Linked DNA regions of Homo sapiens: region 2 is linked to region 1. The links are chromatin loops, found by intact Hi-C in ENCODE. Cell type or tissue: gastrocnemius medialis. All regions are shown on one strand. Links, peaks and the distances in the headings refer to the core of each region. The heading gives the core; the rest is flanking DNA.

What was found. A loop is a pair of places that touch in the nucleus more often than their neighbours do. Peaks named below come from ENCODE experiments on the same cell type or tissue, not always from the same donor. Only the 100,000 strongest peaks of a DNase experiment are listed, where the experiment ranks them.
Region 2: it touches region 1 in a loop (2.6-fold over the local background); 2 of 110 quality-filtered maps call a loop at or near these places.

The regions. Positions count from the first base shown.
Region 1 is chr4:56,654,068-56,659,439 of GRCh38, forward strand. It overlaps HOPX (HOP homeobox), which reads right to left. Exons shown (of 4, transcript NM_032495.6): 2 at 3,708-3,832; 3 at 1,790-1,945. The coding sequence starts at 3,749. It overlaps LOC124900708 (a long non-coding RNA gene), which reads left to right and starts at 3,826. Exons shown (of 3, transcript XR_007058128.1): 1 at 3,826-4,406. In gastrocnemius medialis, for the core only: a CTCF peak has its summit at 2,490 (motif pointing left); DNase peaks (open chromatin) are centred at 514, 1,324 and 2,451; H3K4me3 peaks cover 2,205 bases; H3K27ac peaks cover 3,665 bases.
Region 2 is chr4:56,542,547-56,547,918 of GRCh38, forward strand. The region is part of intron 1 of SPMAP2L (sperm microtubule associated protein 2 like); the gene reads left to right. Among named protein-coding and RNA genes, the nearest start is that of SPMAP2L, 15 kb to the left of the region's middle. RefSeq lists a silencer at 2,079-2,268. In gastrocnemius medialis, for the core only: a CTCF peak has its summit at 2,166 (motif pointing left); a DNase peak (open chromatin) is centred at 2,245; H3K4me3 peaks cover 746 bases.

The DNA of each region.
Region 1 (5,372 bases), core at 154-5,153:
ATAGCAAGGTGGTTAAGAGTCTGGGCTTCCAGGGTTCAAATCCTGGTCCTGCTGCCTTCTGGCTGCTGTCTTGGGCAAGTATATTTAATCTTTCTGTGCCTCAGTTGCCTTATCTGGACAAGTGGGCTAATAGTATCTACCCTCACAGCATTGTTGTGACAAATAAATGATGTACTACTTGGACAGTGCCTGGAAAAATGCCTGGCAAGTATTAGCCATTACAAAGGTCAACGTAATTATGCTGCTTTATAGGTAAGATGACTGATGGCAACTCGCCAGGCACAATCAGAGGCCGAGAAGGGGTTGGACCTCTTGTTGGTGCTGTGCCCACAATATTTCACAGCCTTGTTTTTAAAAGATAAGTTGTCTCCATGATCACTCCTCTTTTCTAAGCATAGCGTGGGATTTCAAATGATAAAATTTCAGCAGGCTGCCTTCTCAGGGGATGCCAAGAAACATGAGCTGTTAGACTTGGGTTACAGTAAATCACCTTCCTTTAAGTTCTGGTTCTGGTTGGCCAGACAGCTGTTCCATTTGCTAAAAATAGATATGTTTGCCTTTCTGTTTGACCTGTAAATGACAGGATCATCTATGGACAAGCTCTCCAAAGAGTGCCTCTGGCTTAATTAGTAAAAATAATTTTGGACTTGGGGTCCAGGGTCTTGGTCCTTGGATCTACTGGATCCATTACAAGCTTCTAAACCTCAACTGAGCATGGCTCATGGTGACAGGACAAGTGCCTGATGCTCTGGTATATAAAATAGGAAAAATAATGTCTCTGCTTTAGAGTTGAGGTTAGAAGTGTGAAGTGCTTTGGGGACCCACAGGAGAGATGCTAGATCAGTTCCAAGTAGTCTATCATGCAAAAGGATTGTCTTTCCATGACCAAAGGGAAAAGAGAAGTCGGAGTTTAGACAGGGTTTTAAAAGTCAGCTAAAGGCTCCCACATTGCACCTGTGGTTAACAACCACAGGCCGTGTTGCATTCTTTACCTGGCACTTTTCGGGATAATACAGGAGCATTTAAAAAATAGATAAGTCAATGAATGCACTTAGGGGGACATCGGCTGCCGCTGCCGTCAGCTGAAATGTTAGCTATCTACCGTCTTATAAAACGCCAGGAAAAACCTCTAAACCTTAGAGCCGGGGAATTTTTTAAAAAATCGGAACCAAATCTCCGTGGCTTCGTGCAGCGTGAGTTCTGCAGCTCGGGGGACGCTGCAGTGTGATGTGGTGGAGAGAGCATGCTTCACCGCTCCTGCCATCCTGACAGCGCCCTCCCTCCCGGCCTCAGCCTCCTGGTTCGCCAAACCGGAGGACTGAATTTATGGCTAGCTGGTCTCTGGGGCGCCTTCCAGCTCTGACATTCCCGCCTAGAATAGATCTTCCCGAAGGTTTCGCAGACAGACCAGAGGGGACCGAGCCGGGAAGGCGAGACAGGGACAGGCGAGAGACGCTGCTCCCAACTCGCAGAGGGAGAAAGCGTGTATCCCGGGCTGCCGGGGAGAGTGGAAAAGAAAGGACTGGTGACCGAGGGGTTTCTGCGCAGCTCCCGGGGAACCACGGCTGGATGGGGGTGGCGGGGAGACCGGGCGCCCATGGGAGCGGGGAAGCGGGGAGGCGGCGGCGGGAGCCATGCAGGGTCTGGGCCCCTGGGATGCGGGCAGAAGCGATGGGAGATCATGGGGAGGGCAGCCCGGCGGGAGGCGCGGACGAACAGGACCGCCCAGCCGCGAGAAGGCTCAGCCCAGGCAGGGGTCGGGGCGCGCTGGGCGCGTGTGGGGACGCACCTGGGTCTCCTCCTCGGAAAGGCCTGCCTCGGCCGCGATGAGGCACAGCGTGGTGGAATCCGGGTGCTTGTCGACCTTGTTGAAGTTGTACTCCAGGATTTCCACCTGGTCCTCTGTGGGGCCGCTCGCGGTCTCCGCCGACATGGTCCCTGCGCGCTGCGGGGCAGGGAGAAGCGGCGGCGGTGAGCGAGGCGTGGAGCGGGCGGGACGCAGCGAAGGAAGGCGGTCGCGGCGCCGCCGGGCAGCCCCAGCCCCAGGCCGCCCCCTCCAGCGGTGCCACGGCCGCGCAAGTCCCCGGTGGCTGCACGCTGAGCGGGGGCTTACGGCTGCCCCCCACCCGGGCCTCCCTCCCTGGACTGAGCGCTGTTGCGGGCTGACGGCAGAGCCTAGCGTCCTGCGCCTCCCGCGCCCCCCGGGACCCCTTGCAGGAACTGTATCCCTGCCTGCGACGGGGGCGAGATAGATGATTCCGCGGGCCCTCACCGACCTCCGGCTCTAAGGAAGGAGTGAAGGAAGCGCGGGGGTGATTTTGAGAAATCCCCTTAAAAACTTCCTCCCGAAAGGGGGACCTCCCCTGGGGACAGACTTGACAGATCGCGAGGGTGGGTTCGCCCGAGTCCGCGACTAGCCGGCCTCCGGCCTCCCCGGTAGGCGGCCTTCTGTCTCCGCAGTGGGTTGGCGCTTTGGGGCCCTCTCCAGGCAGGGCTGCACACCCCACCCTTCCTCCAAAAAAGTTCCCCGCAAGACAAGTTACTTCTCAAAGTTGGGGAGACGGAGGCGGTGCTTTTAATGTCTTTCCATTTTACAGAGATGGAGATAGGTCCGCAGAGAAGTGATTTAAGGCAGGGGATTGAGACACGGGAGAAACTTCCACCTGTGGGCTTGCATGTGCCACTCTGCCGCTCTGCAACCTCCTCCTTCAACCCTTCGCCCCCACTCTTTCTAAGTATGCTTTAGTGAGTCCCCGGCCTGCAGTCACCAGGCCACTATTCCACAATTTACGGCAAAGAGCCTGCCTCACTGTGTGCTCCCCGAGGGGAGGACTTGCAAGATGGAGCCACAATCCAACTGAGGAGGATCCAGTCAGCTGTCTTTTAAAATTTCAGACTTCCCTGTGATTGTATTAAAATTTACTATAAAGTCAGGAAAATGGGCCCATCACAAGCTTCAAGATCTCTTGTATCTCCTTACTTTAGAGCCAACCATTACTCTAGCAAATTTGAAGCAACATGACTTCCTGCTGGGTTCTCTCCATACCTACGAAGTCTCTGAATTGGGACCAAAAACTTAAAAATTTTAAAAATTGGCAGATGTAACCCCATCCACCTCCTCCTGCTAATTTAAGATGCATGAAGGTATAGAAAGTTGGAGTCTTCAAGATATCCTTGGCTGTGGGTTTGGCACACCTGTCAGGACTTGACTGTCGCTGACAGTAAAAGACAAGGGCAAGTGTGGGAATCACGTTGGTTTGTTGTTTTAACAAACAATTGCAAAATCATCCAGCACAATCCTGAGTAGGTTGTGATGTGGTTTGTGCCTGGGATGAGCCACACTTCACTGATGTCCCGGCAGAATGTACCCAATGCTGTTATAACCTTCTCCACTGTGACCTGCATCTTCTACTTCCTAAATAAGTGTCTTTACCTCTCCTTTGGGTCACTCTGAAGGGGCTTTCAGGCACAACGGGAAGTCATTCTACTGTGAGAGTCTGGCTCAAGTCACTTGCCAAGCCACCATGAAATCCCATGTTTTTAGGGGATTCTGTGCTTTCCCACCTAAAAATCATAGCACTGATTCCTGTCACGGTGCTAGGCAGGAGAGGGTCATACCAGGTCAGAAACACTTCTTCTTCTGTGTGCACCCATTGCCCGTACCTTTGACACACAACTTCAGAGCTGGGAAGAACCTTGGAAATTACCTCTTCCAGTCTTCTTCTGTAACAGCCCAGGAAAATGAGCATAGGAAGACTAACTTTCTGAATGTTGCCCAGCTGGTGACCTGTGCTCCGCTAGACCCTTCTCAGTGGGGCAGTCTGTCATTAGTCTGGTAGGAAAAATCAGGAGGGCAGTAGTCATAATGCAGGCAGGAGCTCATTGCCATTTTGAATGGGCATAGACTGTCCTAGTAGGACACCAATTCTAGCCAAAGTTGCCCACGGGAACCACCCACCACTGCTTGCTTCGCTTGAAAGAAAACAAGGGCTGGGAGACAGCTGCCTCTGATTTTACTTCTTGCCTTAGGAAGGTTCCAGCTAATTTTGTGTAACATAGTTGTGCCGGCTCTTCCATGAAAATTTTGTCTTTTTCTTTGTAGAATCCTCAGTCCTTCAGAAATATTAATTTCTAAACTGACTGTTCTGCTTATACTTTCCCCTCTTTTTTGGTTATTTAATTCCTGTTATAACACTCAAGGGCTGCTACTGGTCTTACATTTAATTTACTGCATTTTATTTTATGAGATTTCTGTGGCTTCTTGTTACAGGACTTTGTATGAGATTTTGTGGAGAGGTCCTGGTTAACTTTAAAGAACTCCTTGGGTTAGTTGGCTGAGAATCATTGGCTTTGGTTGGCTGCTGAGACTTGTGGGAGGACCATTTGAAAGCGCCTACTTCTCCAAGGTACACCAAGCAAACCTGATTTCTAGAAACGAAGGTGGAAGATCTCTATAGTCAAATGTATCTGTTATTTCTCTGCAAAGCTCTCAGCCCTTTGCTTGACAAATGTTTGCTGTTACTTCGTTTCTTCTCTCGCTCTGTCTCTCTTAAAGAAGATATAAATCAAACTGCCTGGGTAACCTTGGCCTTATAAAGCTTTTCAACTATTTCCAGTAAGAAAACAGTTGAGAAGTTTCTCTGAAGATAGTCTAAACAATTTCAGATTAAAAGAACTAAAAATACTTTAAAGCTACTCAGACGTTAATCTTAGCACAAGTTTTATTGTTGTGGCTATTCATATCTCATCAGACATTCAAGGAGTAATTTGTCCTGTGGTTATATTTTTCCTTTGTGGTTTTGGGAAGACATTGCATAAGCTTTTTCAAGATGTTACATGCAATCTGCTGGCTTTTTTCTAAATTAATTCCAATGCTTGGGGTAGACAGTTGGGTCAACCCAATGGTTCTACTTTTGTCCCCTAATCCTGTAATCATTTATTTTAAAAATATCTACTTTTATAAACTAGCTCACAAAAAGCACTATCAACTGGAAATCTTTGGTTACCTCTGTAGTAACCAAAAAATTTCTTTGGGCTCAAATTTGTCATCTTATCCTCCCTCTCCCAGTCATTCTGACCTCTTTGTAATAGCACTAATATCAAACCAAGAACAAAAGGTTATCAATGGCAGATTCTCCAAATAAACCCAGAGTCCTGTGGTGAGCTGGCCAAAAGGGAAACAAGCCAGTGGATTATTCTTTAGCCTATATTTCTTTTATGCTCACTGTGAACTTCCTGGAAGCAATGGGCTCTTGAAACATTTTGTATTTTCCTAAGTGAGGAAAATGATGTGTGGCCACTTCCGCAAGAGAAGTGGTGGGTCTTTGGAAGGGGATGGGGTCTTCCCCTTCGTCACTTATTCAGTTACTCTG
Region 2 (5,372 bases), core at 230-5,229, 110 kb before region 1:
GTTATTCTTCATCAATAGACCTTGTCCTCTCTCCCTTTTAGAAACACCATTTATTTGTCAGGAAAATTCGGTAAAATATCCCATATTGCAGATTAAGAGGCTTGCTTCAACTCAGAATAAATTATTTTTGGCAAGGTTCTTTGATAGGTGGTGCTGAACGTGCTCTTCCTCTAGCATCACACTTTGAGTAAGGCGCATCCTCTGGCTCTCCCACTTGTGGGGAATGTAAGATTGATGAGTGGGTTCAGGTGAGGTCAGCCCTGATCCCTCAACGTTAGTTCCAATCCACCTTTCACCAGATGGTTTCAACAACCAGTCTTGTTCACTGCCTAGATACCATTATTTTATTAGATTCTATTATTTTGTTAGGAGTAAGACAGGGTCCCTTTGAACCTGTGTTTGATGTTGTCACTGGAAATTATCACGAGCCATCAGAACCCATTCATGTCATGTAAAAGTAGGAACTTAAAAAAAAAAATTCATCCTGTACGTGTACTTTTACCTTTACAATACAATCACTATGTGGTTTATTGCGTTTTGTGTTTATGTTTTGCTTTTTTTTTTTTGAGACGGAGTCTCCAGGCTGGAGTGCAGGGGTGCGATCTTGGCTCACTGAAAGCTCCGCCTCCCGGGTTCACGCCATTCTCCTGCCTCAGCCTCCCGAGTAGCTGGGACTACAGGCGCCCGCCACCACACCAGGCTAATATTTTGTATTTTTAGTAGAGACGGAGTTTCACCGTGTTAGCCAGGATGGTCTCGACCTCCTGCCCTCGTGATCTGCCCACCTTGGCCTCCCAAAGTGCTCGGATTACAGACGTGAGCCACCGCGCCCAGCCATGTTTTGCTTTTTAAAATAAAGTTTAGGGCTGGGCATGGTGGCTCACACCTGTAATCCCAGCACTTTGAGAGGCAGACGCTGGTGGTCAGTTGAGGCCAGGAGTTTGAGACCAGCCTGGCCAACATGGCAAAACCCCTTCTATACTAAAAATACAAAGATTTGCCAGGTGTCGTGGTGTGCACCAGTAGTCCCAGCTACTTGGCAGGCTGAGGCACAAGAATCACTTGAACCCGGGAGGCAGAGGTTGCAGTGAGCCAATTGCGCCACTGCACTCCAGCCTGGGTGACAGAGTGAGATTCTGTCTCAAATAAATAAATAAATAAATAAAATAATGTTTAAAGCTTTAGAACAACACCTAGCATTTAGGATTATGAGATTATATTCCCAAGAATAATTACTAAATCTGTTTTGAATTTCTTATTCCTTTCCTTCGCTTAACCTATTAATTTTGGTAGGGAGAACTCTGTACTTTTCCCATTCTAGCATATATTGAGAGAGAGAGAGAGAGAGAGTGTGTGTGTGTGTGTGTGTGTGTGTGTGTATGTGAGAGAGAGAGAGAGAGAGAGTGTGTGTGTGTGTGTGTGTATGTGAGAGAGAGAGAGAGAGAGAGAGAGAGAGAGAGATGGAGTCTCGCTCTCTTGCCCAGGCTGGAGTGCTATGGCCCTACCTAGGCTCACTGCAACAACCTCTGCTTCCTGGGCTCAAGTGATTCTCGTGCCTCAGCCTCCCGAGTAGCTGGGATTACAGGTGTGAGCCACCACGCCCGGCTAATATTTGTATTTTTTGTAGAGATGGAATTTCACCATGTTGGCCAGGCTGGTCTCGAACTCCTGAGCTCAAGTGATCCGCCCGCCTTGGCCTCCCAAAGTGCTGGGATTACAGGTGTGAACCACCGTGCCCGGCCCCAATACGTTTTCCTTGCCCAGTTCTTTGTTGAGAAAATAAAGCAATTGAGAAAGCACCTCTTAAGATGGGTTCTTTTAAGAGCTTGCATATACGGTAACCTTTACTGAAGAATAATTTTTTGGGGAAAATCATGCCTCATACTCAGTCATTTATAGTACTTCACTGGAAACTATTTTTTTTAACTTAGTTTCATGCAACACAAATCAGGAATAAACTTTGAAGAGGCGAAAAAACGTAAAAAAAATAGGGTTCTATTTGGCTTTCCACCAACGTTTTATAATTATGTTGCTCCTTGTATAACACCAGTTAAGACCTCATCCGAGAGATTTTTTTTTTTAAATTTCAACTTGTGTCGCAGTTCGAGTTGCTGGGCTCCGCTAGGCCGAGCCCCGCAGCCCTCCAGCCGCTGCCAACCTGCGCCCCCTGGTGGCCTGGTTGCCGGCCGCACGCGCTCTGGCTCCGCCGTCTGGAGCGCCACCTGGCCCGAGGGCGGGAGGGAGACTGTGGAGCAGTTCCAGACCCGCTTGTGGACCTGCACAACTACGTCATCCTCTGCAACACTGACCAGAAAGCTCAGCAACGGCAGCATTCTCAACAGGAAAGCCCATCGCAGGCTGCGCTTCTGTGTCCCCGAGACGACTGTCCGCAAGGTGGTGGCCAGCACGCCCGGGGCCATCGAGCCTGTCCTATACCACTGAGGACAATGCTGTCCACACAGACCCGCCCGGCGCAGCTGTGTCAGTGTAAATCCTAGTCTGCGGCCGGGCTACTGACATTTGCATGTGATTGACTAATCTATGAGAGAGAAAACAAACACAAGAAAGAAATACATGGTGATGAAGCCCCTGCTCCACCCTCCTCCTAAAAGATTCCACTGTTAGGAACAGCTGGTGTCTTTCTTTCCCTGGTAGAAAGCTCTGATACAACTATGCTAGGCTTTATTATCTATGCTTCCCTTATTTTTCTTACCCTTCTCCTGACTATTTTTCTCTTTCCTTGAGTTTTTCATCTAAAAACAGACATATCCTATTGTAGTCTGTTTATGTAAGCAACCTCAAATCCTTTTAGAAATGAAGGGAGGGTAGAAACACATAAACCAATGAAAATACATGTGAGTACATGTTTACAAAGTAGGTTTAACATTTTACTAATAATTTTCATGGCTACGTGTGGTGACTCATGCCCAGCACTTTGGGAGGCCAAGGTAGGAGGATTGCTGGAGCCCAGGAGTTCAAGACCAGCCTGGGCACCATAGTGAGACCCTGTCTACAAAAAATAAAATTAGCGTGGCTTGGTGGCACACACCTGTAGTCCCAGCTACTCGGGAGACTGAGGCACGAGAATCGCTTGAACTGGGGAGGTGGAGGTTGCAGTGAGTGATGATTGCGCTACTGCACTCTAGCCTGGGCAACAGAGAGACCCTGTCTCAAAAAAAAAAAAAAAAAAAGCAGTTGGAACCCTTAATAGTAAACACTTCCTTAACAATTACTTAAACATTTTTGTTTATGTTTGTTTGTTTGAGACGGAGTTTCGCTCTTGTCCCCCAGGCTGGAGTGCAATGGCATGATCTCGGCTCACAGCAACTTCTGCCTCCTGGGTTCAAGCGATTCTCCTGCCTCAGCCTCCTGAGTCGCTGGGATTACAGACGCCCGCCACCACACCCAGCTAATTTTTGTTATTTTTAGTAGAGATGGGGTTTCGCCATGTTGGCCAGGCTGGTCTTGAACTCCTGACCTCAGGTGATCTACCTGCCTTGGCCTCCCAAAGTGTTGGGATTACAGGCATAAGCCACCGTGCCCAGCCACATTTTTTTTAATTCACAGAAATTTAAGCAGAATCTTAATTCCTAAATTCTTAGAATTAATAATGGATTTCATTTATAGTGCTGTGTTTTGGACACTGTGCAGAGTGCTTTCCTTGTATTATTTAACTTTCCTCTAACAACTTTTTGAAGCAAGAACTCAGTCGTGAAAATACTTAGTTGCAGAGAGCCTAAATAAACTTGCCTTAGATCAGAAGTTAGAGCCAAAATTTCGTTCCGGGAACTCTGATTCCAGAGCCAGTGGTCTCAGCCATTAAATGATATGATAGCAGTTCCCAAACTTGTCTGCTTCAAAAAATGCTGATGCCTGTGTCCCTTCCCCAGAGATTGTGACTTAATTGGTCTGAGATGTGGCCTGGGACTTGTAGTTTGTAAGAGATCTCCAGGTGATTCTAATCTGTGGACAAATTTGGAAACCACTATAACACTGCTTTGCTTGGGACATTAGCTAACAACAGCCACCTGAGAGCTATTTCATCCTGCCAATTAGTGAGATAACCTCAAAAGTGTGTTTTCTAAAATAAAGAGTGAAAACTTTACCTATAGGAGAAATTATAGTATGAAAGAGCAATAGCAAAGAGTTATTCATTCACATTATCAGTACTTATAGATGGTCTTTTAGGACTGATTCAGTTTTTTACTGACTCTCTAACCTGTGTCAGGTCATAAAGCTGAAAGGCAAGGTTGGTAATACATAAAAAGCCCATAGAATAAGTGCTGCAACTTTCATGGGTGACAGCACGGCTGGCTGTGAGGGACATTTTTGTAGACTACTCTCCCTTTTCCCTTAGGTCTGGAACAACAGAAAATATCTGAATTTAAAAGTTCCATTTACTTTTTTTTGTTTAAATTCATAGCCTGCCTCCCACTGGAGTGTAAACTTTTTGAGAAGAGAGACCTTCGTCATTTGTGTTCTCTCCATACTGGCACCATGCTTGCCTATAGGAGCCAAATCACAAGTTCGTTGAATAGTTAATTGTGTTTCCTACAGTGCTCTATTTAAGCCATTGATACACTGAAGTTGTAACCAATAATTGTAACTACCATTCATCTACCATATGCAAGATGCTATACATATATATGTAAGTGATGTACATGTATACACTAATCTTGTTTTATTACTAATTCTCTTTTTTTTTTTTTTTTTGAGATGGAGTTGTTTCTCTCTTGTTGCCCAGGCTGAAGTGCGGTGGTGCAATCTTGGCTCACTGCAACCTCCGCCTCCCAGGTTCAAGCAATTCTCCTGCCTCAGCCTCCCAAGTAGCTGGGATTACAGGCACACACCACTATGAGTGGCTAATTTTTGTATTTTCAGTAGAGACAGGGTTTCACCATCTTGGCTAGGCTGATCTCGAACTCCTGACCTCAGGTGATCTGCCTGCCTTGGCCTCCCAAAGTGCTGGGATTACAGGCATGAGCCACTGCACGAGGCTGTTTATCAGTAATCTTTACACAGACCTATTAATCCTCCTATCTGAGAAGGGAAAACTAAATCCCTGAGAAATTAATTTACCCAAGATTGTACAGTGGAGTAAGCAACAAAACTGAGGTTTGAGCCAGGTCTGTCTGATGCTGTAGCGCACCCACTTTTCTTTACCAAAAACATTCTAGACAATGTTATTTCAAAACTCTTGGATGGGATTAAAAACTCCCAAGAAAAGACTCTGGAGCAATCCATCATTATAAGGCCTATGGGATCACCTACATTTTTCCACATTAAAACAAAAAAACAAAAAAACCCAGCTTATAAACGAGATTTTTCATTAGCTTAACCATTTCTTCTGTTTTGGACATTTCAGGATTACC